2 separate regions of the Homo sapiens genome follow, and region 1 is linked to region 2. Evidence: read pairs that join two places in POLR2A ChIA-PET (ENCODE). Cell type or tissue: GM12878. All regions are shown on one strand. Each heading gives the region's core, and the rest is flanking DNA. Links, peaks and the distances in the headings are about the cores only. Region 1 has its middle 11 kb from the start of SLX4. Region 2 overlaps ZNF263 (zinc finger protein 263).

What was found. ChIA-PET counts read pairs that join two places held together with the same protein. Peaks named below come from ENCODE experiments on the same cell type or tissue, not always from the same donor. Only the 100,000 strongest peaks of a DNase experiment are listed, where the experiment ranks them.
Region 1: POLR2A ChIA-PET joins it to region 2 with 12 read pairs; 2 of 35 experiments call an interaction of 5 or more read pairs at or near these places.

Annotation. Positions count from the first base shown.
Region 1 is chr16:3,614,878-3,630,143 of GRCh38, forward strand. It overlaps a transcript of DNASE1 not described here. Among named protein-coding and RNA genes, the nearest start is that of SLX4, 11 kb to the left of the region's middle. RefSeq lists an enhancer at 11,117-11,216. In GM12878, for the core only: no CTCF peak of the experiment used is centred there; no DNase peak of the experiment used is centred there; H3K4me3 peaks cover 1,788 bases; H3K27ac peaks cover 1,552 bases.
Region 2 is chr16:3,289,127-3,304,392 of GRCh38, forward strand. ZNF263 (zinc finger protein 263) reads left to right here. Exons shown (of 6, transcript NM_005741.5): 6 at 267-2,334. The coding sequence ends at 1,432. It overlaps TIGD7 (tigger transposable element derived 7), which reads right to left. Exons shown (of 2, transcript NM_033208.4): 2 at 9,682-12,883. The coding sequence starts at 11,488. The coding sequence ends at 9,839. Among named protein-coding and RNA genes, the nearest start is that of TIGD7, 8.7 kb to the right of the region's middle. In GM12878, for the core only: no CTCF peak of the experiment used is centred there; no DNase peak of the experiment used is centred there.

The sequences.
Region 1 (15,266 bases), core at 6,832-9,331, 330 kb after region 2:
ATGAAGTGCCTGTTTCCTATTTAGGATTTAAATCTCTTAGAGTCCTGGTGAAGAAAGTCTTTGCTACCTCTCTCCCCCAACCCCAAATCTGGCTATATTATTTATTTACATAAAATAAATTAGTTGAAGTGTGGTTTAGAAAAGAGAGTTTTCTTAAACCTGAGATTCTCAACTGAATCACCTGTGGAATTTTTTTTTTTTAATTGGAAAGGCTGGGACACTACTCTTAGGCCTACTGAATAAATCTTTCAACCTGTGTCTTTTGAAAGTTTCACAGATGATTCTGATGGTCTCAAGATTGAGAAGCACTGCATTTAACCAGCACCAACTGAACAAACACTGTAGGCTAAGTATAAGAGAGATGGCAAGAGCTGGGTCAGGGTGGTGCATGGGATTTCCAATTATACATAATTCCTCCCTTCAATGAACAAAGCCATCCATAACTGGGGCACCTGCTTCTTTGGGCTAAAGGTGAACAATGGCAGCCACCTTGTCCTGGACCCTATTGTGACTGTTACTCCAGCAGAAGCCCTGGGGTTCATGCTGTTAGTTAGAAGTCACCCAGTATGACTAAGTTGAGGGGCAGTGTTCAGAAACAGTGTTACTAGATGGATGTTATTTCAGTAGGAACAGTATTGTGTGTTCCCTGTCAGCATTTGAGGCGGAAACCCACTGCACTGTCAGAACAACCAGGGAGATGAAAGAAGATGTCAGATACTAAAAGGTGCAGACAGTCCTTGTGTTTGGTAAACCTTACAGGGTTTATCTGAAAGAGAAAATGGATGCAGAAGTACATGAAAAAACTGTGTTATTCCAAATAGATGTGCTGTTTTCCCAGTTCATAGGAGTCGGTAATTTTTGGGTTCAGGGCAAAAAGGCAAAGGTTGAAGATGCTGTGATGATCACGTCCTTACCCTCCTGGAATATTTCCTTTTTGAAAGCTTCTGGCATCTTCCACTGAGTTCATGTTTTAAACAGTTGGGAGGATGAATTGAAGGGCCCTTATCCCAGGTCTGTGGTTTGATTATAAATGGTAAAGCCATAACCTGTCCACCTCCCTCTCCTTTATCTTGACAGGGGTTGGGGAGACAGCAGATTGAACAAGGAAAGAATTGTCTCCTGAGTTCTTTGATCATGTTAACTTTTATTTACTGTTGTATAGTCACATTTTCTAGACTGCTAAAATTGGTGAAATCAGGACAGGAAATAACTGTTTTTACGTGTATAAGTATACAAAAGTTATTCGAGATGAGTTACACTGCATTTCTTTCAGTGTGCTGCCTGCCACTGCTGCCTTTGTGTGATTTTGCTCTATATGTTCTGCTAGACAAATTTAAGGGAGGTTTCAGACAGCAAAACTCCCCCCAAAGCATCTACCAGCATAATCCCTATCAAAATCCCAACAACGTTTTAATTTTTTTGCAGAAGTGGAAAAACCGATGTTAAAATTCATATGGAATTGGCCGGGTGCGGTGGCTCACGCCTGTAATCCCGGCATTTTGGGAGTCTGAGTCAGGCAGATCACTTGAGGTCAGGAGTTCGAGACCAGCCTGACCAACATGGTGAAACCCCATGTCTACTAAAAATATAAAAATTAGCCGGATGTGGTGGCAGGTACCTGTAATCCCAGCTACTTGGAAGGCTGAGGCGGGAGAATCCCTTGAACCCAGGAGATGGAGGTTGCAGTGATCCAAGATCACAACACTGCACTCCAGCCTGGGTGATACAGTGAGACTGTGTCTCAAATAAATAAATTAAATAAATAAATAAATAAATTCATATGTAATTGCAAGGGGCTCTTAATACCCAAAACCCAAATAGCCACTTTGTTCTTTTTCAAGAACGTACTTCCTTATATCAAAACTTATTACAAGCTATAGTAATCAAGACTGTGTGGTACTGTACCAGCATAAGGATAGACATATGGGTCAGTGGAAGAGAATTGAGAGTCTAGAAATAAACCCTTATATTTATGAGCAATTGATTTTGTCCGGGATGCCAAGACTAGTCAATGGTGAAAGAGTAGTGTCTTCCACAAATGGAGCTGGGATAACAGGATATCACATGCAAAAGAATGAAGTTAGACCCTTACCTCATATCATGTACAAATATTAACTCAGAATGGATCAAAGACCCAATGGAAGAGTGAAAACTATAAAACTCTTAGAAGAATACAAGGGTAGGCTGGGCGTGGTGGCTCACCCCTGTAATCCCAGCACTTTTGGCATCACCAGAGGTCAGGAGTTTGAGACCAGCCTGACCAACGTGGAGAAACCCCGTCTGTACTAAAAATACAAAATTAGCAGGGCGTGGTGGTGTGCGCCCGTAATCCCAGCTACTCGGGAGGCTGAGGCAGGAGAATCGCTTGAACCCGGGAGATGGAGGTTGCGGTGAGCCGAGATCGCACCACTACGCTCCAGCCTAGTCAACAAGAGCGAAACTCCATCTCAAAAAAAAAAAAAAAAAAAAAAAAAAAGAATACTACAAGGGTAAATCTTTATGACCTTGGAGTTGGCAGTAGACTCTAGATATGACACTAAAAGCAGAAACAACAAAAAATAATGAATTGGATTTAATCAAAATTAAAAACTTTTTTGTGTAAAAGTATACTATCAAGAAAATGAGAAGACAACCCACAGAATGGGAGATATTTGTTAATCATATACCTGATAAGAATCTATGCTGCTGTCTAAATGTTTATGTCTCCCCCCACCCAATTCATATGTGAAGGCCTCAACCGCAAGGTGATGGGATTAGTGCATAAGGATAAGGATGGAGGCCCTTGTGGCCATGTGTGGTGGCTCATGCCGGTAATCCCAGCACTTTGGAAGGCGGAGGCGGGAGGATTGCTTGGGCCCAGGAGTTTGAGACCAGCCTGGGCAGCAAGGTGAGACTCCATTTTTACAAAAATTTTTTTAAAAAAAGAAAAGAGGCCCAAGAGAGAAACCCCCTACCCTTTCTGCCATTAGAGGAAGTGGGCCTTCACCAGACAGAGTCTGCCAACACCTTGATCTTGGACTTCCCAGCCTCCAGAACAGTGAGAATTTCTGTTGTTTATTAGCTACCCAGTCTGTGGTATTTTGTAAGAGCAGCCCAAATGGACTAAGACATTCTAGTAGCACAATATAGAAAGAACTTTTACAACTCAATGAAAAGACAACTCAGAAAATGGGCATGGTAGAACTTGTCCTGTGAAGAAGCCAAGACCAAAAAAAAAAAAAAAAAATGGACATAGGACTTGAATAGACATTCCAAAGAGTGGCAGGTGCCAACAAGCACATGAAAAGATGATCAGCATCATGAATCGTTAGAGAAGTGCAAATTGAAACTGCAGTGAGATACCACTTCATGGCCAGTAGGACAGCCATTTCCTAAAAAAAAAAAAAAAAAAGTATTGGTGAGGATGTAAGGAAGTTAGAACTCTGATACATTGCTGGAGGGAATGTAAAATGGTACAGCTGCTGTGGGAAACAGTTTGAGGTTCCTGAACAAGTTAAAGATAAAATCATCATATGATTCAGCAATTCCGCTTCTAAGGATATGTCCCAAAAAATTGAAAAAGTGTTTAAGGGCCAGGCGCGGTGGCTCACGCCCGTAATCCCAGCACTTTGGGAGGCCAAGGCGGGCGGATTACCTCTGGTCAGGAGTTTGAGACCAGCTTGGCCAATATGGTGAAACCCCGTCTCTACTAAAACTATAAAAATTAGCCGGGCTTGGTGGTGGGTGCCTGAATCCCAACTACTCGGGAGGCTGAGGCAGGAGAATCACTTGAACCTGGGAGGCAGAGTTTATGGTGAGCTGAGATGGTGCCATTGCACTCCAGCCTGGGCAACAAGAATGAAACTCCGTCAAAAAGAAGAAATGCTCAAACAAAAACGTGTACACCTCATATTCAGTCTAAATGCCCTTCAGTGCATGAATGAACAAAATGTAGTATAGAATGGAATACATGTTACACTGAACATTTGCTTATTTCCGTTTTGTAATTTTTTTTTAGTGACAAGGTCTCATTTCTGTTGCCCAGGCTCGAGTACAGTGGCACAATCATGACTCATGGCAGCCTCAGACTGCCAGGGATCAAGTGATCTTTCTGATCTTCCCAACTTCCTTATCTTCCTGACTCAGCCTACCTGTAGCTAGAGCTAGAAGGGCCCCTGGGTAATTTTTTTTTTTTTGAGACGGGGTTACACTCTATCATCCAGAATGGAGTGCAGTGGGGCAATCTCAGCTCACTGCAACCTCCACATCCCAGGCTCAAGTGATCCTCCTGCCTCAGCCTCCCTAGTAGCTGGGACTGCAGGCATGTAAAACCACACCTGGCTAATTTTTTGTATTTTTAGTAGAGAAAGGGTTTTGCCATGTTGCCCAGGCTGATCTCAAACTCCTGCGCTCAAGTGATCTGCCCACCTTGGCCTCCCAAAGTGCTGGGATTACAGGCATGAGCCACAATGCCTGGCCTGTGGGTAATTTTCTTTCTTTCTTTTATTTTTTATTTTTTTTTGGAGACAGAGTCTCGCTCTGTCGCCCAGGCCGAAGTGCAGTGGTGTGATCTCAGCTTACTGCAAGCTCTGCCTCCCAGTTGCATGCCATTCTCCTGCCTCAGCCTCCCGAGTAGCTGGGGCTACAGGCTCCCGCCACCACGCCTAGCTCCATTTTTGTATTTTTAGTAGAGACAGGGTTTCACCGTGTTAGCCAGGATGGTCTCTATCTGCGGACCTTGTGATCTGCCCACCTCGGCCTCCCAAAGTGCTGGGATTACAGGCATGAGCCACTGTGCCTGGCCGCCTGTAGGTAATTAAAAAAAAAATTTTTTTTGTAGACACAGGTCTTGCTATGTTGCCCAGGATGATCTCAAATTCCTGGGCTCAAGTGGTTCTCCTGCCTTGGCCTCCCAAAGTGCTGGGATTATAGGTGTGAGCCACCACGCCTGGCCCTCAGTATTTTTAAAAATTCTAATTTCCATTTACAGCTCTACTAAATATTTCATCGAGTCAGCAGATTGGTTATAAATATAACGAAAATTCATATGTATGGCTTTTCTTTTTTTTTTTTTTTTGAGACAGAGTCTTGCTCTGTCACCTAGGCTGGAGTGCAGTGGCATAATCTCGCCTCACTGCAACCCCCGCCTCCGGGGTTCAAGTGATTCTCTTGCCTCAGCCTCCTGAGTAGCTGGGACTACGGGCATGCGCCATCACGCCTGGCCAATTTTTGTATTTTTAGTAGAGATGAGGTTTCACCATGTTGGCCAGGCTGGTGTTGAACTCCTGACCTCAAGTGATCCACCCGCATCGGCTTCCCAAAGCGCTGGGATTACAGGCATGAGCCACCTCGCCAGGCCTGTGTATGGCTTTTCTTTTAAAAAGTTTACATGTCATATTTACCACATTACATTCATTGAGTCACATCATTCATCACATCATTTAGTCACGTGACTGGGTAACAAGCATTTCAGAGATCAAAAGGCTTCGTATAATTAGTAAAGAAACCTTTTATTTATTTATTTAGAGACAGAGTACTCAGTGTGTCACCCAGGCTGGAGTGCAGCGTGGCCTGATCATAGCTCACTGTAACTTCGAGGCTGCAGTGAGCTGTGATCATGCCACTCTACTTTAGCCTGGGTGACAGAGTGAGACCCTGTCTCAAAAAAAAAAAAAAAGTAATTATACTATGCATATTGCATCATGAGCATTTCTCTAAGTCAGTAGATAGGAAGCCATATTATATTCCATATTTAATCAAACATTCCCCTGTTGATAAAGATATATTTATAGTTTTTATCATTATAGATTATGCAATAAATGTCTTTGTACTTATAACCTGTATGTGTGTGTTTTTATTTCTTTTGGAAGGAGTCCTAAATCTAGGATTTCTAGGCTAAAGGGTATGTGTGTTTTGTTTGGTTTGCCTGATTTTTTTTTTTAAAAAGTTTATTATTTATTTTGAGACAGAGTCTTACTCTGTCACCCAGGCTGGAGTGCAGTGGCGCAATGCCGGCTCACTGCAACCTCCGCTCCCCAGGTTCAAGCGATTCTCCTGCCTCAGCCTCCGGAGTAGCTGGGATTACAGGCGCCTGCACCACACCTGGTTAATTTTTGTATTTTTAGTAGAGACGGGGTTTCACCATATTGACCAGGCTGATCTTGAACTCCTGACCTCGTGATCCACCCGCCTCAGCCTCCCAAAGTGCTGGGATTACAGGTGTGAGCCACTGTGCCCGGCCTATTTTATATTTTTTTTAGAGACAGGGTTTTGCTGTCATCCATGCTAGAATGCAGTGGCACGAGCATAGACTCGAACTCTTGGGCTCAGACAATCCTCCTGCCTCAGTATCCCGAGTAGCCAAGAGTACAAGCGTGTGCCACCACACCCAACTGACTTTTAAAAATTTTTGTAGATATGGGGTCTTGCTATCTTGCCCAGGCTGATCTTAAACTCTTAGCCTCTGGTGATCCTCCTGCCTCCAAAAGTGCTGGGTTTACAGGTATGAGCCATTGCTCTTGCCTGGTTTACCTGTTTTAGAAAAGAATACCTGTACATTGTTAATTTTTTTTGTCCAGGAGCTTCAGAAGGGTACAAAAATTCCCTCCTACTTCTGGCCCCCTGACCTCCAAACTCCCTCATCAGAGGCTTCTTGAAATATTCCAGATAATTCTGTGCACATACAAATATAAATATATATCCCTGCTTTTCCCCAATGTAAATAAACGGTAGCACATTTTACCCATTGTTCTGAACCTCGTTTTTGCAACTTAATGAACTGTCTTGGAGATTTTTCCTTATTACATATAAATCTATCATTTTGTTTAGCAGTTGCATTATATGTCATCATTTGGATACATTCATACTTCATTGTATCACCTATCAAGGGACATTAGATGGCTTTCATTTCCTTCTACAATGGCTAATGGTGCATTGAACATACTTGTATATACTTTTATGCAGATTTGCACATATATTTGTAGGATATTCCTGTAACATAAGTGGAATTGCTGGGTCAAAGGATATGGGTAAATCAGAGTGTTTTGGGGTGTTACCCAGTTACCTTCTAAAGAAGCCAAATTGGCCAGGCGTGGTGGCTCATGCCTGTAATGCCAGTACTTTGGGAGACCGAGGCAGGTGGATCACTTGAGGTCAGGAGTTTAAGAACAGCGTGGCCAACATGTTGAAACCCCGTCTTTACTAAAAATATAACATTAGCTGGGCATGGTGGCGCACCCCTGTAATTCCAGCTACTCCAGAGACTGAGGCAGGAGAATCGCTTGAACCCGGAAGGTGGAGGTTGCAGTGAGCCAAGATCACACCACTGTACTCCAGCCTAGGTGACAGAGCAAGACTGAAAAAAAAAAAAAAAAAAACGGAGGCTGAATCAGTTTCCATTCCGTTAACAATGAATGTCTTTTTACTCATATCCACACACTCACAGAATATATCATGAAACATTTTGTCTTTTACTATTTCAGCGGTTAAAAATTGGTGTCTTGTAGCTTTACTTTACATTTCTTTCATTGAGGAAACGAGTATTTTCTTCACGTGATTAAAAGCTACTTGTTTACCTATGACCTTATGTTTGTGGGCTTTGCATTCTTTTAGATTGTGTGATTAATCTTTTTCCTATTGGTTTGTAAGATTATGTGATTAATCTTTTTCCTATTGATTTGTAAGAACTCTATATTGTGGAAATGGATATAGTGTTACAATGTTACAGATAGTTTTTACCAGTTTTTATCATTTGACTTAAAAAAATTTTTTTTCTTTTTTGAGGTGGAGTCTCACCATGTTGCCCAGGCTAGACTTGAACTCCTGGGCTCAAGTGATCCCCCTACTTCAGCCTCCCACGTAGCTGGGACTACACCTATGTGCTACTGTACCTGGCTTGGCTTTGACTTTTAATAAAATTTTTTCCATGTAGAGCTTTACAGTTTTTTGTAGTAAAATAACTTTTCTTGTATGCACATACCTTCTTCCAGTGTTTGACTCACCTTTACGTTCTCTTAATGATGCCTTGTAATGAACAAAGGTTCTTCAAAGCTGGAGGCATCACATTACCTGACTTGAAATTATACTACAAGGCCTCTTTTGGGAGAGTGAGGGGAAAGGATTTCTTGAGAGCTTGAGACCAGCCTCGGCAACATAGTAAGACTCCATCTCTAATGTACCTGCCCCCCACGTCCCCCCAAAAAAATTAGCTGGGCATGGTGGTGCACACCTGTGGTCCTAGCTACTCATGCAGTAACTAAAACAGCATGGTACTTGTACATATTTTTGTACCATAGATCAGTGGGACAGAATAGAGAACCCAGAAGTAATGCCACTTGCCTGCAACCAACTGATCTTCAATAAAGTTGACAAATATGCAGTGGGGGAAGGACACGCTATTCAATAAATAGCGCTGGGAAAATTGGCTAACCATATATAGAAAAATGAAACCGTACCTCTATCTCTCACCGCATACAAAAATTAACTCAAAGACTTAAACATAAGACCTGAAACTCTAAAGATCTTAGAAGAAACCCTAGGAAAAACTCTTCTGGATATTAGCCTAGGCAAAGAATATATGACTAAGACCTCAAAAGCAAATGCAACAAGAAGAAAAATAGGCAAATGGGACTTAATTAAATGAAAACACTTCTACACAGCAAAAGAAATAACAGAGTAAATAGACAACCTATAGAATGGGAGAAAATATTTGCAAATTAAGCCTCTGGCAAAGGACTAATACGTAGTATCTCCAAGGATCTCAACAAGAAAAAAAAACCCATTAGTAAGTGAGCAAAGGCTGGGCGTGGTGGCTAACACCTGTAATCCCAGGACTTTGGGATGCTGAGGCAGGAGGATCACTTGAGGCCAGGAATTAGAGAGAAAGTAGGCAAAGGACAAGAACACATACTTCTCAAGTGAAGACATACAAGCGGCAAAGAAACATGAAAAAGTGCTCACATCAGTAATCATCAGAGAAATGCAAATCAAAACCACAGTGAGATATCATCTTACACTGGTCAGAATGGCTATTATTAAAAAGTCAAAAAACAACAGATGTTGGCATGGATGCACAGAAAAGGAAATGCTTATATGCTGTTAATGGGACTGTAAATTACTATAACCTCTATATAGAAAACAGTATGGAGGCCAGGTGCGGTGGCTCACTACCTGTAATCCCAGCACTTTGGGAGGCTAAGGCAGGCGGATCACTTGAGTGCAAGACCAGCCTGGCCAACATGGTGAAACCCCGTCTCTACTAAAAATACAAAAATCAGCTGGGCGCGGTAGTGCACGCCTGTAATCCCAGGAAGCTGAGGCAGGAGAATCGCTTGAACCCGGGAGGCAGAGGTTTCAGTGACCTTAGACTGTGCCACTGCATTCCAGCCTGGGCGACAGAGTGAGACTCTGTCTCAAAAAAAAAAAAAAAAGGTTAGTGGCTTTTGTGTCCTTGGTTAGCAAGGTCTTCTCTACTTTGAGATTATAAAGTAATTTTCTGCATGTTTTCTTCTAGAGTTTTTATTTTTACATTAAAATTGTTATTGGCCAGCTGCGTAAGGCACCTGGTGGTGCTCTAGGCACTGGGTTAGCGTCCCTTATGCCGAGCTCTAAACCTTCAGAATGCCCTTGCCGCCCCTGGCTGAGTTCACAGTGGCTGAAGCTGTTCCCATAAGACCCTGAATCTAGCAGCCACTGTGTACTATACCTGGAGCAGTCCAACTGGGTGGACTGTGCTCAGCATCCGAACATCTAGACAGGCAAAGCCATTCCCAGTGGTGGCCCAAACCAGCAAACATTGTGTAACAATTTTTTTGCAATCAATTTTTCTTTTCTTGTTTTTTGAGATGGAGTCTTACTTTGTCGTCACCCAGGCTGGAGTGCAGTAGTGGGAACTTGGGTCACTGCATCCTCTGCCTCCCAGGCTCAAACAGTCCTCCCACCTCAGCCTGTATTCTATTTCTGTAGCTGAGAATATAGGTTTCTTCCAGCACACCTGGCTAATTTTTTATTTTATTTTTTATTTTTAGTAGAGATAGGGTTTTGCCATGTTGCCCAGGCTCGTCTCGAACTGGGCTCAAGTGATTTGCTTGCCCCAGCCTCTCACAGTCTGAGATTACAGGTGTGAGCCATCATGCCCAGCCTGCAGTTTTTCTTATTAAAACTTAATGGGGGCCGGGGGCAGTGGCTCACTCCTGTAATCCCAGCACTTTGGGAGGCCTAGGCGGGCGGATCACCTGAGGTTGGGAGTTCAAGACCAGCCTGGCCAACATGGTGAAACCCCGTCTCTACTAAAATACAAAAGTTAGCCAGGTGTGGTGGTGCATGCCTGTAATCCCAGCTACTTGGGAGGCTGAGGCAGGAGAATTGCTTGAGCCCTGGAGGCAGGGGTTACAGTGAGCCGAGATCGTACCACTGCATTCCAGCCTGGGCAACAGAGTGAGACTCTGTCTCCAAAACAAAAAACAATAAAACAAACTAATGGGGCTAGGCATGATGTTATATTCTTGTAGTCTCTGAAACTTGGGAGACTGAGAAGGGAGAATTGCCTGAGCCCATGGTTCAAGGCCAGCCTGGGCTGTGTAGTGAGACCCATCGCTGCAAAAAAAAAATTGTTTAAATAAAATTAGCCAGCATGGTAGCACATGCCTCTACTCCCAGCTATTCAGTAGGCTGAAATGGGATCGCTTGAGCCCAGGAGGTCGAGGCTGCAGTGAATCATAATCGCCTTTCTGCACTCCAGCCTGGGCAACAGAGCAAGACCCTGTGTCAAAAAATAAATAAATAAATGAAACGGCCAATATAGAATAAAGGTGCTAAAAAAGGCATAGGAGGGAATCTTCATGACTTTGGGGTAGGCAAAAAATTCTTAAACAGGGACACAAACCACTAACCATAAAGAAGTGACAAATTATGTGACATTAAAATTAAGAACCTTTATAAGGCACCATTAAGAGGGTGTAAAGGGCTGTGCATGGTGGCTCATGCCTGTAATCCCAACACTTCAGGAGGCCGAGGCAGAAGGATCGCTTTAGCCCAGGAGTTTGAGATCAGACTGAGCAAAATAGTGGGACCCTGTCTGAACAAACAATTTAAAAATTAGCCGGGTGTCAGGGCATGCGCCTGTAGTCCCAGCTACTCTGGAAGCTGAGGTGGGAAGATCACTTGAGCCTGAGAAGCCAAGGCTATAGTGAGCCGTGATTCTGCCACTGTACTCCAGCCTGGGCAGCAGAGCAAGACTCTATCTCAAAAAGGGTGTAAAGATACCACAGACTAGAAGATGTGTGTGATGTGCACGGGACTAGTATCATATGCACAATGACAAAGGATTAATATCTAAAGAAATCCTAAAAAAAAAAAAATAGAAAAACAGGCAAGAGACTTGAGTGGCCAACAGGTATATGAAGAAGTGTTCAACTTATTTAGTCAAAGAAAATGCAAATTAAACCACAGTGAGTGATCACTAAACTCAGCAGCATGAACAAAATGAAGATAACTGCTAGACAATAGCTAGTGTGGTAAGGACTTCCTGTTTGAGCCATGGTTATTTAGAAGTATGTTGCTTAATATCAAGTGTTTGGAGAGTTCCCTCATTTTTCTGTTACTGGTTTCTAGTTTAATTCCATTATGGTCAGAGATCATACTTTATATGATTTCAATTTTTAAAAATTTGTTTTGTGACTTTTATGGCTTAGAATATAGTCCATCTTGAGTGCTCCAAGCTTGAACACTTGAAAACACTATATATTTCTCTGTTGTTAGGTGGAGTGTCCTCTAGATGTCAGTTAGATCCAGTTGGTTGATGATGGTGTTCAGGTTGCTGATTTTCTGTCTACTGGTTCTATGTATTGAGAAGTGTTGAAGTCTCCAGCTCTGATAGTGGATTTGTCTGTTCTTCATTTGTCAGTTTTTGTTTCATTTATTTTGAATCTCTTTTGTTAGATGCGTATGCACTTAGGATTATGCTGTCTTGATGAATTGACCTTTTTTATCATTATGTAATAGCCCTCTTTTATTTATTTTATTTTATGTTTTTTAGAGACAGGGTCTTGCTATGTCACCCAGGCTGGAGCACGGTGATGTGATCAAAACTCACTGCAGCTTTGAACTCCTGAGCTCCAGTGATTCTCCTGCCTCCGTCTTCTGAGGAGCTGGGACCACAGGCACATGCCACCATGCTTATTTAAATTTTTTTTTTTTTTTTGGTAGAGACAGGGTCTCCCTATGTTGCCCATGCTGGTCTGAAACTCCTAGCCTCAAGTGATCCTCCCATGTTGGCCAAGTGCTGAGACTACAGGCGTGAGCCACTGCACCCAGCCCTCTTTATCACTGGTAATTTTCTTTGCTATGAAGTCTACTTTGCTTGTTTGACATTAATATAGCCAGTCCAGCTGTCTTTTGATTAGTGTTTGCATGACATATCCTTTTTTTTTTTTTTTTAGACAGGGTGGTCTTGCTCTGTCACCCTGGCTGGAGTGCAGTGGCATGATCACGGCTCACTGCAGCATTGAACTCTAGCTCAAGCCATCCTCCCACCTAAGCCTCCCGAGTATGGGACTATGGGTGTGTGCCACCATGGCTGGGTAATTTTATTTTTTATTTTTTTATAGAGACAAGGCCTCACTATGTTGCTCAGGCCCGTCTGGAACTCCTGGGCTCAAGTGATCCTTCCACCTCAGTCTCCCAAAGTGTTACATGAGCCAGTGCACCTGGCTTGTCTGTGTTTTCTTTTGTTTCCTATGACTTTGATATGATATCCATGTTCTTTTGCATGTGGATATCCAGTTTTCTCAGCAACATTTATTAAAAAGACTATCTTTTCCCCGTTGAATGGTCTTGGCATCCTTGTCAAAATCATTTGACCATATATGCCAGGATTTATTTCTGGGCTGTCAACTCTATTCCAATAGTCTGTATGTCTGTCTTCCTGCCAGTACCACATTGTTGTGATTACTGCAGTTTGTTAGTAAGTTTTGAAATCAGGAAGTGTGAATCCTGAATCTGTTTTTCTTTTTCAACATGGTGTTGGCTATCTGGGGTCCGTGGAGATTCCATATGAATTTCAGCATGTATTTTCTATTTCTGCAAAAAAAAAAAAAAAAAAAAAAAAGTCATTGGGATTTTGCTTCAGTTTACATATGAATCAGTAGCTCACTTTTGGGAGTATTGACATCTTAACAATATTAAGATATCTTGTCTTAACAATATCGTCCAACCCATGAAAGTGTGATGTTTTTCCTTACTTATATCTTCATTAATTTCTTTCAGCGATGTTTTGTAGTTTTCATTGTATGAATCTTTTACCTCCTTGGTTAAAAGTCCTAGGTATTTTATTCTTTTTAATGCTATTGTAAGTGGAATTGTTTTTATAATTTCCTTTTCAAATTGTTCAGTGTTAGTATATAGAAATGCAAATGATTTTTGTGTGCTGACTTTGTATCCTGCTGCTTTGCTGATTCTGTTATTGTAATTATTTTTTGTGTGTAATGTTTAGGCCTAGTTTTTTACATATCATATTAAATCTGTGAATTAATTTTACTTTTTTCTTTCCAATTTGGATATATATTTTTTTCTTAATTGCTATGGCTAGAACTTCCAGTACTAGGTTAAATAGTAGTGGTAAAGGTGAATGTTCTCATCTTAGAAGAAAATTTTTTAGTCATTCACTATTGAGTATGATGTTCATTCAATGTGCATTTCTGTTTTTTTCTTTCTTTTTTTTTTGAGATGGAATCTCGCTGTGTCGCCCAGGCTGGAGTGCAGTGGCGCAATCTCGGCTCATTGCAAACCTCCGCCTCCCGGGTTCACGCCATTCTTCTGCCTCAGGCTCCCGAATAGCTGGGACTATAGGCGCCCGCCACCACGCCCGGCTAATTTTTTTGTATTTTTAGTAGAGACGGGGTTTCACCGTGTTAGCCAGGATGGTCTCGATCTCCTGACCTCGTGATCCGCCCGCCTCAGCTTCCCAAAGTGCTGGGATTACAGGCGTGAGCCACCGTGCCTGGCTCTGTTTTTTTTTTTTTCTTTAAAAACTTTTAGGCTGGGCGCAGTGGCTCACGCCGGTAATCCCAGCACTTTGGGAAGCCGAGGCGGGCGGATCACTTGAGGTCAGGAGTTTGAGACTAGCCTGGCCAACATAGTGAAACCCTGTCTCTACTAAAAATACAAACATTTGCCGGGTGTGATGGTGGGCGCCTGTAATCCCAGCTACTTGGGAAGCTGAGGCAGAAGAATTGCTTAAACCCTGGAGGCGGAGGTTGCAGTGAGCCGAGATTGCGCCACTGCACTCCAGCCTGGGCGACAGAGCAAGACTAAGTCTCAAAAAAAAAAAAAAAAAAAAAAATTGTAATAAGCTTTCTCGGGTTTAACAATGTAGGTTTTTCAAATATGGCTTTATGTTGAGATATTTCCCTTGTACGTTTAGTTTGTTGAATGTTTTCATTTTGAGAGGGTGTTACATTTTGTCACATGCCTTTGCTGCAGCAATTGAGATGATGTGATATGTTTCCCATTATTCCATTAATGTGGTATGTTACATTGAATTTTGTAGGTTGGACCATCCATGCATTTCAGGAGTAAATCCCACTTGTTTGTGGTGTATAATCCTTCTAAAATGCTACTGAATTCAGTTTGCTAGTATTTGTAGAGGATTTTTGCATCATTGTGCATAAGGGATATTAGTCTGTGGTTTTATTTTATTGAATGCCTGGTTCTGATATGAGGGTAATACTGGCCTGTTAGAATGATTTAGGAAGTATTTCTTACTCTCCACTTTTTTGGAAAAGTTTTGAGAAGGGTTGGTACTACTAGTTGTTGTTTAAATGTTTGGTAGAATTAATCAGTGAAGCCTTCAGGTCCAGGACTTTTCTTAGGAGATTTTTGATTACTGATTAAATCTGCTTACTAGTTACAGGTCTCTTCAGCTTTTCTGTTTGTGATTTAGTCTTGGTAGGGGTTTTTTAATTTGTTTTTTTGTTTTTAAAACAGAGTCTTGCTCTGTTATCCAGGCTGGAGTGTAGTGGCACAATCTTGGCTCACTGCAACCTCTGCTTCCTGGGTTCAAGCGATTCTCCTGCTTCAGCCTCCCAAGTAGCTGGGGCTACAGGCACCCGCCACCATGCGCGGCTAATTTTTGTATTTTTATTTTAGTGGAGATGAGATTTTACCATGTTGGCCAGACTGGTCTCAAAATCCTAACCGCAGGTGATCTGCCCACCTCGGCCTCCCAAAGTGCTGGCTTGCAGGCGTGAGCCACCACGCCCAGCCCTTGTTTGTTTTTTGTTGTGTGTGTG
Region 2 (15,266 bases), core at 2,811-5,310:
TCCCACCCATTCCTGAAGGGCAGAATCGAGAGGCTCAGGTGGAAAGGAAAATTCTAAGACTGGTCTCGGCTCTGATTCCTTGACCAGTGGCCCGACCCTTTATCCTGATGCTTCTCCAGAGTGCTTTACCTTTAGGAGAGGATGGGATTCTGAGGTAGAAGCAGCCCTTCTGGGCTGCTGACCTAACAGGCAGCGGCAGACAGGTGGGATTTTCTTTTCTCCAGCATAGAAATAATGTACGGGTTTGGTTTCTCTCTCTCTACCAGGAGAAGAGAAATTTGAGAACCTGGAAGGTGTTCCGTCTGTATGCTCTGAGAACATCCACCCTCAGGTGCTGCTTCCTGACCAGGCCCGAGGGGAGGTGCCCTGGAGTCCTGAGCTGGGAAGACCTCATGACCGGTCGCAAGGGGATTGGGCGCCTCCCCCAGAGGGTGGAATGGAGCAGGCCTTGGCAGGAGCCTCAAGTGGCAGAGAACTGGGGCGACCGAAGGAACTGCAGCCAAAGAAACTCCATTTATGTCCCTTGTGTGGCAAAAATTTCTCTAACAACTCAAACCTAATTAGGCACCAGAGAATACATGCAGCTGAAAGACTGTGTATGGGTGTGGACTGCACTGAAATCTTTGGTGGGAACCCACGTTTCCTGTCACTACACAGAGCACACCTGGGAGAGGAGGCCCACAAGTGCCTTGAATGTGGGAAATGCTTCAGTCAGAACACCCATCTGACTCGCCACCAACGCACCCACACGGGTGAGAAGCCCTATCAGTGCAACATTTGCGGAAAATGTTTCTCCTGCAACTCCAACCTCCACAGGCACCAGAGAACGCACACTGGGGAGAAGCCCTACAAGTGCCCTGAGTGTGGGGAGATCTTTGCTCACAGTTCCAACCTCCTTCGGCACCAGAGAATTCACACTGGAGAGCGACCTTATAAGTGTCCCGAGTGTGGGAAAAGTTTCTCTCGGAGTTCACACCTCGTCATTCACGAAAGAACTCATGAGAGAGAGAGACTTTACCCCTTCTCTGAGTGTGGGGAAGCTGTGAGTGACAGCACCCCCTTTCTTACAAACCATGGAGCCCATAAGGCAGAGAAGAAGCTCTTTGAATGTTTGACTTGTGGGAAAAGCTTCCGGCAGGGCATGCACCTCACCAGACATCAGAGAACACACACAGGAGAGAAACCGTATAAATGTACCCTTTGTGGGGAAAACTTCTCTCATAGATCCAATTTAATCAGGCACCAGAGAATCCACACAGGAGAAAAACCCTATACCTGTCATGAGTGCGGAGACAGCTTCTCTCACAGCTCCAATCGGATTCGCCACCTGAGAACGCATACGGGAGAGAGACCCTATAAATGTTCTGAATGTGGAGAAAGCTTCTCTCGGAGTTCCCGTCTTATGAGTCATCAGAGAACTCACACAGGTTAGTAACAGTGGGGTTTCTCTTTGCCCCAGGTGAGGTGGCATATTCAGAGGAGCCTGTTGGCAAGAGCTGGTATTCCCTGCCCAGCCGACCAAATGACCTCTGCATTCTTCAGGTAATGGGGGCTCATTGTGAGGGAGGTGCAGAGGCAGCAGAGGATTGGCATAAAACTGAAAAGGAGTTCTGTCTGCATGAGAAAGGATGGCAAGTCTCTGAGGTGACCTCAGGGTGGAATTCTCTGTTAAGTCCACCCTGCCCCAGGGTGCTCCTACCCTCTTGGTCTTTTTAAAGCCAAGGTGCGATTTGGGCACCTGACTGTCCAGTTTACCTTAACAAGTTTGGGAATCCATGTGATGTTTTTGATACTTCTTCCTCATTTGGGACATTCAGTAGGAGCATTTGGGCTTCCGGGGCCCCTGAGACCAAAGAAGAGGGGCCAAGTACCCTGGGAAATCAGCTGAAGGTCAACAAAAGACTGGTTGTGAGTTGCAGCTGTCCCGAAGGCCCCAGTTGGGAAGCCATGGGCAGTCCAGATCAAGCCACCACGTGCCCTACGATGGCCTAACAGGAGTGCCCATTGGCAGATTACACATGTAAATATGACCTCAGACAAAAAGGAACCAGAGGCCCAAGGGCAATAATAAGGTGGAATTTGCAGGTCAGCCCAGGAATTGGCAGAGGAAGTAGGTGTCTGATAACCCTTTGTGGAGAATGAGATTCCCCCCACCTGTGTGAGAAAAATAAACAGCTCTGGAGTCTTGTTCCTGACTCCAGAGGAACGAGAGCATTCCAGGAAAGAGAGATTCCCTGGAAAATTGAAAATGTGAATCCTAGGGGGAAATTGGGGATTGTGTCTTTCCCTGTTGAAAATGTTTGGATGGGAATAAATATCTTCAGGAAACATAAATGTCTGTGAGTCTTCAATGAAAGCCTCTGTCTAGACCCCCGAGTGTTGATCTGTCTCCCCTCTGCCTTGGTCAGAGGCCCTGCTTTCTCATAGACTTACTGGGTTGGTCAGGAAGATGCTGACAAAGGAGGCAGCAGACAGGCAGAGGCAGGTGAGGGCCTGGCAGCCTCCAGGCTGGGACTGCCATGTGGTAACAAAGGGTCAAGCCAAATGGCTGCTGGGGTGATGCTGTCATAGGGTCTCTAGAAAGTATTCTTTCCTTCTGTGGTCTATAGCAGTAAAAATGTTTTCAATTCTTTGTTTAGAATGTTTACATTCTTACTCAGTAGCTGAGGAAGATCTGACTCTTAGAGAACAGGATATTTTGGTCTTGCAACTGATTTCCAGGGTGGAAGTTAAGATGGTCCCAGTATAACTGAGTTATTGATTATTAATGGTAGGAAGATATAGGAGATGGCGCAATTATTAAGGGAAAGCATTATATTTATTTTTTGGTAGAGGTGGGGTCTCACTATTTGCCCAGGCTGGTCTTGAGTTCCCGAGCTCAAGCCTTCTTCCCATCTTGGCCTCTCAAAGTGCTGGGATTACTAGCATTGCATTTTAGAATGGCATATCAGAAATAGGAATTCTAGTAGTGTGTATCTGTGGGAAACGGGGGAGTATTCTAAGAGTAGGAAATCGGATGCCAGGAAAACACCTCAGGATACAGCCCCGGAGGAAGGTATCCAGCTGTTCTTCGGGTGAAAAAGATGAAGAAACAGTCCTTTGGGAACAGGCTGATGGATATAGCAACTTGAAGTCATGGAAACAGCGCTCCATTGATCCTTCTCTCAGCCCTGCCTCAGTTTAGTATGTGTTTTTCTTTGGTTGTCTGAGCCAGTTTTTTAATATCTCACTATTTCTCATTTCTGTAACTTCCTCTTAATCAGCTTGTTCACAGGAGGAGGGCAGTGGTGGTGTGGGGGTTGAGGGCAGGGAAGTGGAGGGTTAGGATTAGAGAGATCAGAGTAGGATCAACAGTGGTAGGAGCAGGACCACACTCCAGTGGAGCAGTGCAGGGCCAGCCAGGCTGCTGATGTCATGAATTGGATGGAATGTAAAGCTGGTGTTCCTACAAAGCACTCTGGTTAAGATGGCAGTTTATGTGGACAGAGACTGGAAAGCGCCCCTTCCATCTACTCTCCCTCCCTTGGTAACATCACCCACACAGATCTTATGATGTGGTCCAACTGGTGCTGCTCATACTTGGAACACTGCAGCTTGAAGCTGGGAAATGACTCTCAGGTATTTGCCATAAAAAGGCATTCCATTGGAACGCTTCACTCAAATCTTCAGTCTAGTTCCCCTTCTAGTAAACTTCACATGCTTAGCTGTTCTTGGCCTGTTTTAATGAGATGACATCACAGAAAATAACTACATAAAGCAGCACTATGCCTGGCATGTAAGAAAGTGCCAACTGTCGACAGATGATCCAAAAGATTTCCTTCTAAGCATCTAACACTGACTGAGGTCACTGAAGACCACACTGGCAGGAATTTCAGGGACTGATGACATCTCCTTCCCTTGTACTCATGTTTGAGAGAGTAGGTCTGATTCCCTTACTGCAGGCCCCCATGAGGTCTGATACGGTTCGGCTCTGTGTCCCCACGCAAATCTCATCTCTAATTGTTATCCCCATGTGTCAAGGGAGGGACCTGGTGGGAAGTGCTTGCATCATGGGGACGGTTTTCCCCTATGCTGTTCTCCTGATACTGAATTCTCCCGAGAGCTGATGGTTTTAAAAGTGTAACAGTTCCCCCTTCACTTGCGTGCTTGCTTGTTCTCTCTTGCCACCTTGTGAAGAAGGTACCTACTTCCCCTTTGCCTTCCGCCATAATTGTAAGTTTCTTGAGGCCTCCCCAGCCACACAGAACTGAGTCAATTAAACCTCTTTTGTTTGTAAATTACGCAGTCTCTGTATCTTTATAGCAGTGTGAGAACTAGGTCACTGCAAGAGATGTCCAAGTTAGTGCTTTTTCACATTAATACTTTGCCCACTAGGGCTCTTGTAAAAGAAGCCAAAACAGTTTGAGTGGCTTTTATGTCACAGGGAGACTAACCCTGGGACAATAAGGACCTCTAGCCTCTAAGTCCAAATGGGTGCAAAGAGGTCTTGGGAGATGTGGAGTGACCCTGAGCAGCAGCCACACATCCTTAGCAAAGGTAGCACATGAAACCAGCAGGGAGGCTGGTGGGTGAGAACCAGTGCCACATCTAAGCCCTGTGAAAAGGCCTGGCAGCGTCAGGCTGGGGAGCAATGACAACAAAGCCAGAGGTGGGACACAGACTGGAAGAATGTTTTAAAAGCACTGAATTTTTCAGAAAAATCCATCAGAAGTCACTTTAAAAGTTTTGATGGCTGTAATGAAAGAACTTTTGGGTCTCAGCACCATAATCTGAAATTTCAGGTTTTAGGCTCAGCACTTTTTTGTTTTGTTTTGTTTGAGACGGAGTCTCGCTCTGTCACCCAGGCTGGAGTGCAGTGGCACGATCTCGGCTCACTGCAAGCTTCGCCTCCCGGGTTCACGCCATTCTCCTGCCTCTGCCTCCCGAGTAGCTGGGACTACAGGCGCCCGCCACCACGCCTGGCTAATTTTTTCTATTTTTAGTAGAGACCGGGTTTCACCATGTTAGCCAGGATGGTCTCGATCTCCTGACCTCGTGATCTGCCCGCCTCGGCCTCCCAAAGTGCTGGGATTACAGGCGTGAGCCACCGCGCCCCGCCTAGACTCAGCACTTTTTAAAGAAGAGTGATTCATTACATTAACTGATACTACTTTGGAATGTGCAAAATCACCACTGCTTTAAAACTTGTAATTTTTTCTAAGTGTTTCACAAGCATTTGAAACAACTAAGTCACGTAAAGTGTCTTAATGTGTGTTACAGGAAAACCAACTAGCAAATTTCTTAGCACTAGGAGACTTAATTTTGGAGGTCAGGAACTCAGGAATAGCTAGATGAATTCAAGCAAAATGCATTTATTTATTTATTTATTTATTTGAAATATTTTCTTTTACTCTTCAGTCTAGCTTGCAAGCACTCCCAATTATTGACTTCTGTTCTTGAAAGGGCGGTTAATATTTCCTTCCCATCATATACTTTTTAATAAGACCAGCTAGACCTTGCCTGAGTGGTACAGTGAAGAGGCACTGGGAATGATCTAGGTTAAGTTCAACAACGACAAAATGGTTGAGGAAAAATGACTCAGATCACAAAAAAATTCTGATCTCCCAGTTAATGTTATTGCTCTCAATTAGCTTACAGAGACACCTTAAATGTCTCAAAAGATTCTGTCAGAAATCCGGTGGCTCTCAAGCATCCCCAACGTGCTCCAAGGAGAGTAGTATTTCTCCAGGCAGCGAGAACGGGAAAGAAAAACATTAAGGAGTATCGTTCTGAAGTCCAGCGTATGTTTTTGGACATCATGAGGAATTGCTTGCCCTCCATTCCGTTCAGGGAGGCCAGTTCCCCACTCCCGAGGTGCTGCTGCCCTTGAGGGAGTTCTCGGCTCTCCTGGGCCTCCCGGCAGGAGTCCAGCCCCAGCACCCGGCGCAAGTGTGAGTGCCTGGACTTCTCGGAGAAGTTCCTATCCCCAGGAGTGATTTGCAGAACCAGAGACTCCCTTTTCAGGCTTGGGCAAAGCAGACGCCTCCTGCTCCGCATCGGCTCACACGCGGCCGGGCCCACGAGCCTCCTCCAACCGCCGCCCCGGGCCTCGGGGCTGCCGCTCCCCTCAGCGTCGGCTCTGCCCCCAGAAGCGAAGGCCGCCCTGCGCCCGGTCCCGGCCTTTCCCTGCCCTCTGGCCGGTCCTCCTCCCGCGGCCGTCCCGGGACCTGTGCCCAGACCCCTGGGGCCACGATCACGCCCCAGCCGCCCAAGTCACCGCCCCTCCCCTCCCTTCCAGCGTTCCCGCCCGGGCGGTGTATGGTGGCTCCGGTGTATGGTGGTTCTCGCACGCACAGCCGCAGGGGTTTCCTCTCCTAGACTCGAGGCGGTGGCGCACCTGCACCCTCTAAAACTCCCCCGTCGGCCCTCGCGGTCTAGCGGGAGGCGCGGAGGGCCGAGCTGGGGTGCGTGCGAGCGGGCGCCAGGAAAGCGCGGGGCCGCCCTAGGGGCTAGGCCTTTCTTTAAACAGTGGGAGGCCCACGAAGTGTCTGAAGCCCGAGGCTCCCCTTTTTGTTTTAGTTCGCTCTCTTCTGGTAAGAGAATAAGGGTCGGGCAAGAATGGAGAGGGGACAGAAAAGGAAGGCAGGGCAACTGAAGAGGCAGAGTCAACGCAGAAGGCGAAGGGAGCCTGGACCAGGGCAGGGCAGTGAGGACGAAGAGTGGAGAGGAGAGATCCAGGAGGTGGAGCGGTCAAGACTTACGTGGGCCGAGACCCGTCTAAAATCTCGTAGGATGTCCCCCAGGGACACTAGCCTTGACCTGTCTTTCCTGCTCTTCTCCGCCAGAGGCCCCCAAGGCAACGGTCCAGGGACCTTGCAGCTTGCCTGGGAGATACACGTGCCCACCGCAGAGACTGAGCCCCTGCTTCACAACTTTAAACCCAGCTCAAAAGTCACGCACTGTCCTCTCAGACACCTCCCCTGCTATCCAAGTCTCAAAGGCCCTCCCTATGCTCACTTTGGCTCCGGCCCTTACACATCCCATGGTGGTTTGTTCTCATTCATTTTCTTGGTTATTCAGAGCTGAATCTCCAACAACATGCTATTGTCTAGTACATGAAACAGTTAACAGGAAGTTTCCAGAATCAATGAGTACTTTTGAAAACTGGGGTGACTCTCGGTCACTCTAGGAATTTATTATCACTAAAAAGAATGATGATGTTTGATGCAAAGACCCAAACTAAAAGGAACTAGAGAGCTGCCCAGAGTCCTCATCTGCCATCCCCCTCCACTTCCACAATCCATCCTGTCCCAGGCTTGGAAGGTCTTTCAAAAGAGGCAAAACATCAAGCAAAGAGTAATTACTACCTTCGCCCTCACCCAACCCCAGCTTGCAGTCATTATGGACTAATCTTAAAAAAAGAAAAAGTCAAGCTGCTTGATGTTAAAGGTCTCCCATCTTCCACCAGGCTGCAGACTGAATAAGGCAAGAAAGCACAAATCAAGCCTAAACTGAATGTAAAAAGGATGCCCAGTGGCAATGTTGATATATTTTTTCTACAAGTTCTGGGTAATAAATAAGGCACAAAAAAGATAACTACTGAATTTACAAGGTGAAAATATCAGCAATCACTACTAATAAAAAAGGAACCCACTTACAGCAACAACAAACCTACCTAGGAACAATAAAAAAAATGAGAACTCCATTAAATGAAAACTGCACTTACAATTTGAAAGGAGAGAAAAGTAATGTAAATTCTTTCCAATTTTACTTAAATTAGGAATAAATTCGCAGAGGGAGTTGGTGTCTGGAGGAGGCTTGAATAAATTTTATGCTGAAGTTGACTTAAGATAGTAAGAATAGCTTGTATATTTTCAAACATGGAAAGTGGGCATTTGCTTTTCATTAAAATTCACAGGCCGGGCGCAGTGGCTCACACCCGTAATCGCAGCACTTTGGGAGGCTGAGGCAGGCGGATCACGAGGTCAGGAGTTCAAGACCAACCTGAGAAACATGGTGAAACCTCGTCTCTACTAAAAATACAAGTCAGGTGTGGTGGCACGCGCCTGTAATCCCAGCTACTCAGGAGGCTGAGGCAGAATTGCTTGAACCTGGGAGGTGGAGGTTGCAGCGAGCCAAGATCGTGCCACTGCACTCCAGCTTGGGTGATACAGCGAGACTCCATCTCAAAAAAAAAAAAAAAAAGAGAAATTCATATTAGCCAGTAATGAAAATGGCAAGGTACTAGAGCAAGAGTGGACCCCAGTAGTTCTGTATTTAGTCACTAATTTTATACTATAATTGCCTAGTATTCACCAGTGTAACAGAATACCCATCTCAGAAACAGATTCTTTTTTTTTTTTTTTTTTTTTTTTTTGAGACGGAGTCTCGCTCTGTCGCCCAGGCTGGAGTGCAGTGGCGCGATCTCGGCTCACTGCAAGCTCCGCCTCCCAGGTTCACGCCATTTTCCTGTCTCAGCCTCCCGAGTAGCTGGGACTACAGGCGCCTGCCACTGCGCCCGGCTAATTTTTTGTATTTTTAGTAGAAACGGGGTTTCACCATGTTAGCCAAGATGGTCTCGATCTCCTGACCTCGTGATCTGCCCTCCTCGGCCTCCCAAAGTGCTGGGATTACAGCCGTGAGCCACCGCGCCCGGCCAGAAACAGATTCTTGAAGATAATATATGAGAAAGGAAACACTGAAAGCCAATAAGAGCTAATTATCCAAACAAAGCTTGTTATTTGCAAATATCAACTCACCTGACACCTTATATTAAATAGGGAACAACCATAAAGATACCATTCTTTTGGTTACAAAATTAGCAAAAACTAAGAGCTTAACAATATTCAATGTTGGGATTGGTGCATTGGGAGAAGTACTTTCAAAATAATGGTGGGAATGTGAAAGCAATTTAACAGCGTGTATCGCAGCTTTTTCAAAAGTTCATTCTATTTGACCTGGTAGTTCAACTGATACGTTACATCCCCTGGTGGAGTATTAAAAAACCATCAAATGTGAGGTTAAGAGATTTTAATGACCTAAGGGAAACTCTCAGAAATAGTGCCGTATGATGGTTAAAAGCCTGAGCTTTGGCATTAAACAGAATTTAAGTCTCACCTCTGCTGTTTACCAGTTTATGTGACCTTTGTCGAGTTACTTAATCTCTCTAAATCTGTTTCCTTATGTATTTGAAAAGGGAAGTCATTATTATGAAGACTAACATATATATACGATCCTATATACTCAATAAATGCTAACGTATTAGTAACAAACCATAAAATATGTTAAGACAGTAAGAGATAAGGTTTTATTTACAATGTAATCTGCCTATTTAAAAAATATATGGTATACACCGAAGTGTTGAGGTTATCATTAGTCAATAGAATTGAGTGCTTTTTATCTTTTTTTATATATTCCCTATAATCAGCATGTTACTTTCACAGTAAGAGGAAAACAAACACTAAATAGGTAGTAACAGAGTTAAGAAAGCAGAGTGTGTTTTACCATTAAATTGAAAACCTAATTTATCCTTATCTTAAAGCTAACTAGAACTAGTCAGCACAGTTTCTTTGTTATACGATATGATTACAAACTAATGCTTTTCGCAAAGGCATTCCACCTTAGATAATCTGGGACAATACTTCATTATTCAGATCCTTGTGTAAAATTTAAAAAAATGAATTTATGAAACACAAATTTAAATAAATTTAAAGAAACACAAATGTATTATTTTCAAACTGTAAATTTTATAACCATTATATAAATGGGCACTGATATACAAAATAATGTCAGTTGCTAAAACAAGACAATTCACAGCTGGCCTACATCATATAATGGCAGAAATCTTTAAACACAAAATCTAATGATTAGAACCAGAAGTTGAAGGCCCACTGAAGGAGTCCTTAATATTATGAGGCCTAGGTTTCAAAAAGCTACCAATTCTAGAATGGATTTTACTCTGGAACTGTTTCTTGACTATTTCTTGTTGCATCTCTTTCAGTGTGAAGTGGAATCTCTGAAACTCAGGTGTGGCATCAACAAAGTCAAGAAGGTAGTCCAAACTCTCTCTTACAGCAGATAATTTAAATTCAGCAGTCTGCTTCTCAGCTTCTCCTCCTTTTTGAACAACTTCCTTTGTTATTCCACCTTTGGTTTTTAGGAGACAACCCTTTTCTTCATCTCCATTTAACCACACCCTATCATCATCCAACTTAGTTTCCAACTCCCCACATTTTTCAAGAATTTCTCTATAATCCCCATGTTCTAAGCCTTGAAAATCATATTCAGGTTCCTTTTTGTAAAGAAGATTTTCCCATGCATTTGCTATGGTTATTTGTTTTACTTCTTCCCAACTTTTTGCCCAGTTAAAAATTGCACTTTTTATATTGTAGATTTTAATTTTGGAAACTCCTTTATCTCCTTTCTCTTGCTCATCATCACTTTCTTCAAATATTACAAGACTCTCTTCAAGTTGCTTCCATCTATACAGCCGTTTGCAGCTCAAGATCACACCTTGATTCATTGGTTGAATCAAGGTTGAAGTGTTATGGGGGAAGAACATACATTTTATTCGACCATCCTCACTGGTTAGGGATTCAGAGGAAGGATGAGCCGGGCAACTGTCCAGAAGTAACAATGCCCTGACGTCCTCGTCATGAAATCTTAGAACATTAAGTTGAAAATGTCGGACCTCAGGAACAAAGTTTTGAAAAAACCATTCTGAAAACAATTCTCTGGTGAACCAAACATCTTTACTGGGTTTATATATCACAGGCAATGTACTTGTGTCCTCTTTCACACTTTTGGGCAGTTTTGATTTTCCAATAATGATTGACTTTAATTTATGAGTTCCGTCTGCATTTGCACATAAAAAGGCAGACAACCTTTCTTTGTTTATTTTCTTCCCTGGTAGGCAGATATCTTTCCTACTTGCCTGAGAATTTTCTGGCATTGACTTCCAAAAGAGGTCTGTTTCATCCCCACTGTATAGCTGAGCTAGACACAGTTTCTCCTCTTTGATTATCATGGACAGTTTTTGTCGAAATGGCTCAACATTTTCAGAAACTGAACTTAGGACTTGTTCCCCACATCCTTTTCGGTTCCCAATTGCATGCCGATTTCGAAATCTAAAAAGCCAACCAGTGCTAGCTTTGAAATCTGTTCGCCCAAAACACCGTGCAAATCTCTCTGCAGCAGCCTGAAGCTCCACGCCTCTTACCGGAACACCGGCTGAGCGTTTCTGTTGGTACCACATGTAGACCGCATCATCTACATCACCATATTTGGCTCCCGTTGTCCTCTTTCTCTTCTCAGCCCCTACTAATGGCATGTCCTGCTTCAGTACAAAGTCCAGAATTAACTTCTTATTTTTTTTAATGTCATAAAATGTTGACTTACTGATTCCAAATTCATCCATTACACTTTTAAGTGATCGTCCAGCTTCAATTCTACTTAGAACCTTCATTTTCTCCTCCAAATTCAGTGTTGTATATTTCCCTCTCTTATTCATACTGAATTTAACTCTGAACCACCAACAGGAGAAAACAAAGGGAAAAGCCTTAATGAATTGGCAAAAAAAAAACCCACATTTTTTAAACAAAACTTAGCTGAAAGCCCCAGAAGGCATGGGCATTGTATTGGAGGATAATGGACTGAAGGGGCTAACCATGACTGAAGAGCTAGTCTAGAGGTGGAGGTCTTATGCACTCAGAAAGCTGCCAGTTGCAAAGTCCTGTCTGGCTCTTGCTCCTGCAAGCCATGAGTGATCATTTTTCAGAATGCCCCCTACCTCTCCTCTCTTTTGACAGATACAACAGCCTCAGTCAGGAATGACAGGAATACCTGCATACTTTCCCTAACTCAATACCGGAAAACGGACAATATGAAGAGAGGAGGGATGGAGCAAGATGTGCCCACAAGACAGGTGTGATAAGTTTCCATAAAAACTGATGCTTCAGAAGAAGGGAGCGTGAAAGACTCAAAGGCAATGACAGAGTAATCTTGTGTGTAGCAGAGATGCAATGTGGCTTCTCCCCTTCCAAAAAGACCTGATTTTACCTCACTGCCAGAAAAGAGAATGGTGCTCAAATTGCTTTGTACATAGTGTTCACTGGGCAGCAGTTCATCTACCTGGATAAGGGCTCCGAGCTACAGGGACCCTGACATTGGGATGTATGGAGAGTTGGAATTCAGGAACAGTTGTACCGAATCTTGAAGTGAAGAAGAAAGTAGTTTGTTGTACATATGAATGAAATCCAACTTTTATTGCATTCAATATAGTATTGTCAAGCACCGTGCTTTAACTTGAATGTCTCTTGTGTTTGCCAAGGTAATATGTAAGTATGTAAATAATTTATTTGTCAGTGGCACTTTACCATTCTCAGATCTTCTTTCTTGGGAACATCTGATTTATTCTCAAGTGCTATTTTTCACTGAAACTGTTCTCTATTTGAGATATTATCAAGTTTCAGAATCACAGCAATTCTCAGAGATGAGCCCAAAAGTTTTACAAATATTTCACCATAGTTAAAAATTTTTAAAGATCTGTCCTTTCATTTGTTTTCCTAAATTTACACTATAAGTAACATACTTTTTATATTTGAGATTTTGATTTCTCTTCAGTGTTTATTTTACTTAATTTGAACCAAGACTCAACTTTTCCACAGAAGAAATCTAAAAGGTTTCTCTGCTGCTGTTTCTGATCAATTGTTTCTCATAAATCCTACTGGCAAACTCTTCTGTCCCTCTAGGCCCTCAAATACTCTTTTCGGGTCCTCCTGGTGCTCCCCAAAGCCATTCCAGGTCCTTAGAAATGTCTTAGTCTAGATTAATTTCCTGGTTCTCAGTCCAGATACACAACCTCATGGGAAGAAACAAAAACTGCCACTTTTATCCATTCCAGGTGCTACGAAGAAAGAAAAGTATGTCAGAGAAATAAGGGAAATGGCTGGTATCTCAGTTATTCTTCCTCTTCTTTAGGGCAGAATCTGACTGGCCCATTCATTCCTCAACTACATAGAATTCTCTCTCTTTTTTTTTTTGAGACAGAGTCTTGCTCTGTCACCCAGGCTGGAGTGCGATGCCGCCATCTCGGCTCACTACAACCTCTGCCTCCCGGGTTCAAGCAATTCTCCTGCCTCAGCTTCCTGAGTAGCTGGGACTACAGGTGTGTGCCACCACACCCGGCTAATTTTTGTATTTTTTTGGTAAAGAGGATTTCACTATGTTGGCCAGGCTGGTCTCGAACTTCTGAACTCATGATCCGCCCGCCTCAGCCTCCCAAAGTGCTGGGATTACAGGCGTGAGCCACCACACCTGGCCCATAGAATTCTCTTAGGTCTCTCATCTAAAAACCCAGAAGAGTCAGACCACTGGTTTTCCTGTAACATTCATTGCAAGAAATGCCAACTATGAGTTATAGAGCATGGAGAAGATTACAAGAGAATATGGTAGTAATTAGGGGGTGGAGCCAATGGCAGGCTACGATCAAGCAACTTTCTAAATGAGGCAACTATAATTAAGGCAGTTAGTAAGTGATAACTCAGACATAAATCTTGGTTTATCTCTTTCACTTATAAATAGAAAAATAAAAAAGTATTTGCTAGCCAATAGCAGCACCATTAACTCAAGCTAGTCACCTAGCAAAAATATTCAGGCCACTATGACAGTTGTGTAGGTGTCTCAGAATTAATGTATTTGCTTTCAATGCTTCTCAGCTGTGCCGTCGTCTTTTTTTTTTTTTTTTTTTTTTGAGATGGGGTCTGGTTCTGTCGCCCAGGCTGGAGTGCAGTGACACAATCTCGGCTCACTGCAACCTCTGCCTCCAGGGTTCAGGCCATTCTCGTGCCTCAGCCTCCTAAGTAGCTGGGATTACAGGCACGCACCACCATGCCCCGCTAATTTTTATATTTTTAGTACAGACAAGGTTTTGCCATGTTGGCCAGGCTGGTCTCGAACTCCTGACCTCAAGTGATCCACCCACCTAGGCCTCCCAAAGTGCTGGGATTACAGGTGTAAGCCACTGCGCCCAGCCACAGTCATCATTTCTAAAACAGTGCCCAAGCAAGGGGAGGTGAAACCAAAAGGAAAGGCTCAAGGAATGTTTGTGGGCTTCAAAGGATAAGCCACTATGGCAGCAAACCTCACACAATGAAAATCACCAGTGCCTCTTATTCACTATTCACAATTTGTGCCTTGCTGCCTCTTTTTCCCATGAATCCCTTTTCCCTTTAACCAACTTCCTGTGTTATGAATCAGGCCTGTCAATGATATCCAAGGGCACTGCTTAGCACTGCTAGCAGAACTTCACTTATTCAACTTAATAAATTCTAATTATATATTCAGCATTGGGCCAGGTGATGAGAATCTTAATGCTGATGGCGCTACTGTCCACTGGTTCTGATAGACTGAGAATATTTACTGCTGAAGAAATGAAGTCCCAACCTGGCTGAGATTTTAAGGAAATGAACCTACTTAGACACAAATTCAAGTGACTTAGGCAGATGCTCATTATTAAATCTGTTTATCTTTCTCTCTCACTTAAAAAGGATCAAGATCTATGCCTAAGAGGAGTTACATACCATCCCATCCAAAAGCAAAAATAGCATAATGGCCTGGTAATGGCCTCTCATCTTCATTCTCACCTTAAACTTACCTTAGATGAACTGCCATAGAAAGCAGCTCAGTCCAAAACGCTCAAATGGTGCTCCAGGATTTACTTTTTTGTATTGTTTTGTTTTGTTTTTTGCGACGGAGTCTCGCTCTGTCGCCCAGGCTGGAATGCAGTGGCGTGAACTCGGCTCACTGCAAGCTCCGCCTCCCGGGTTCACGCCATTCTCCTGCCTCAGCCTCCCGAGTAGCTGGGACTACAGGCGCCCACCACCACGCCCGGCTAATTTTTTTTTGTATTTTTTAGTAGAGACGGGGTTTCACCATGTTAGCCAGGATGGTCTCGATCTCCTGACCTCATGATCCGCCCGCCTCGGCCTCCCAAAGTGCTGGGATTACAGGCGTAAGCCACCGCGCCCGGCCAGGATTTACTTTCTTAAATGCACTCTTTTCATTCCCATTCAAAGGACTCCAGTATAAGTGCCACATAAACTCGTTTTCTAACTTTTAAAACTCTTCCTCTAAATGCAGCCCAACTCAGTAAAAACGTACCTAAGATCTCACAGTCTAATGTTTCCAGCTTTTAAAGCCTTTACTCCTACCCTTCCCTCTGCCTGGAAAGTGTCTCCATTCCCTGCTGTGGACAAAATCCCTCAAGGTCTTTTATAATTTCCCCCAAC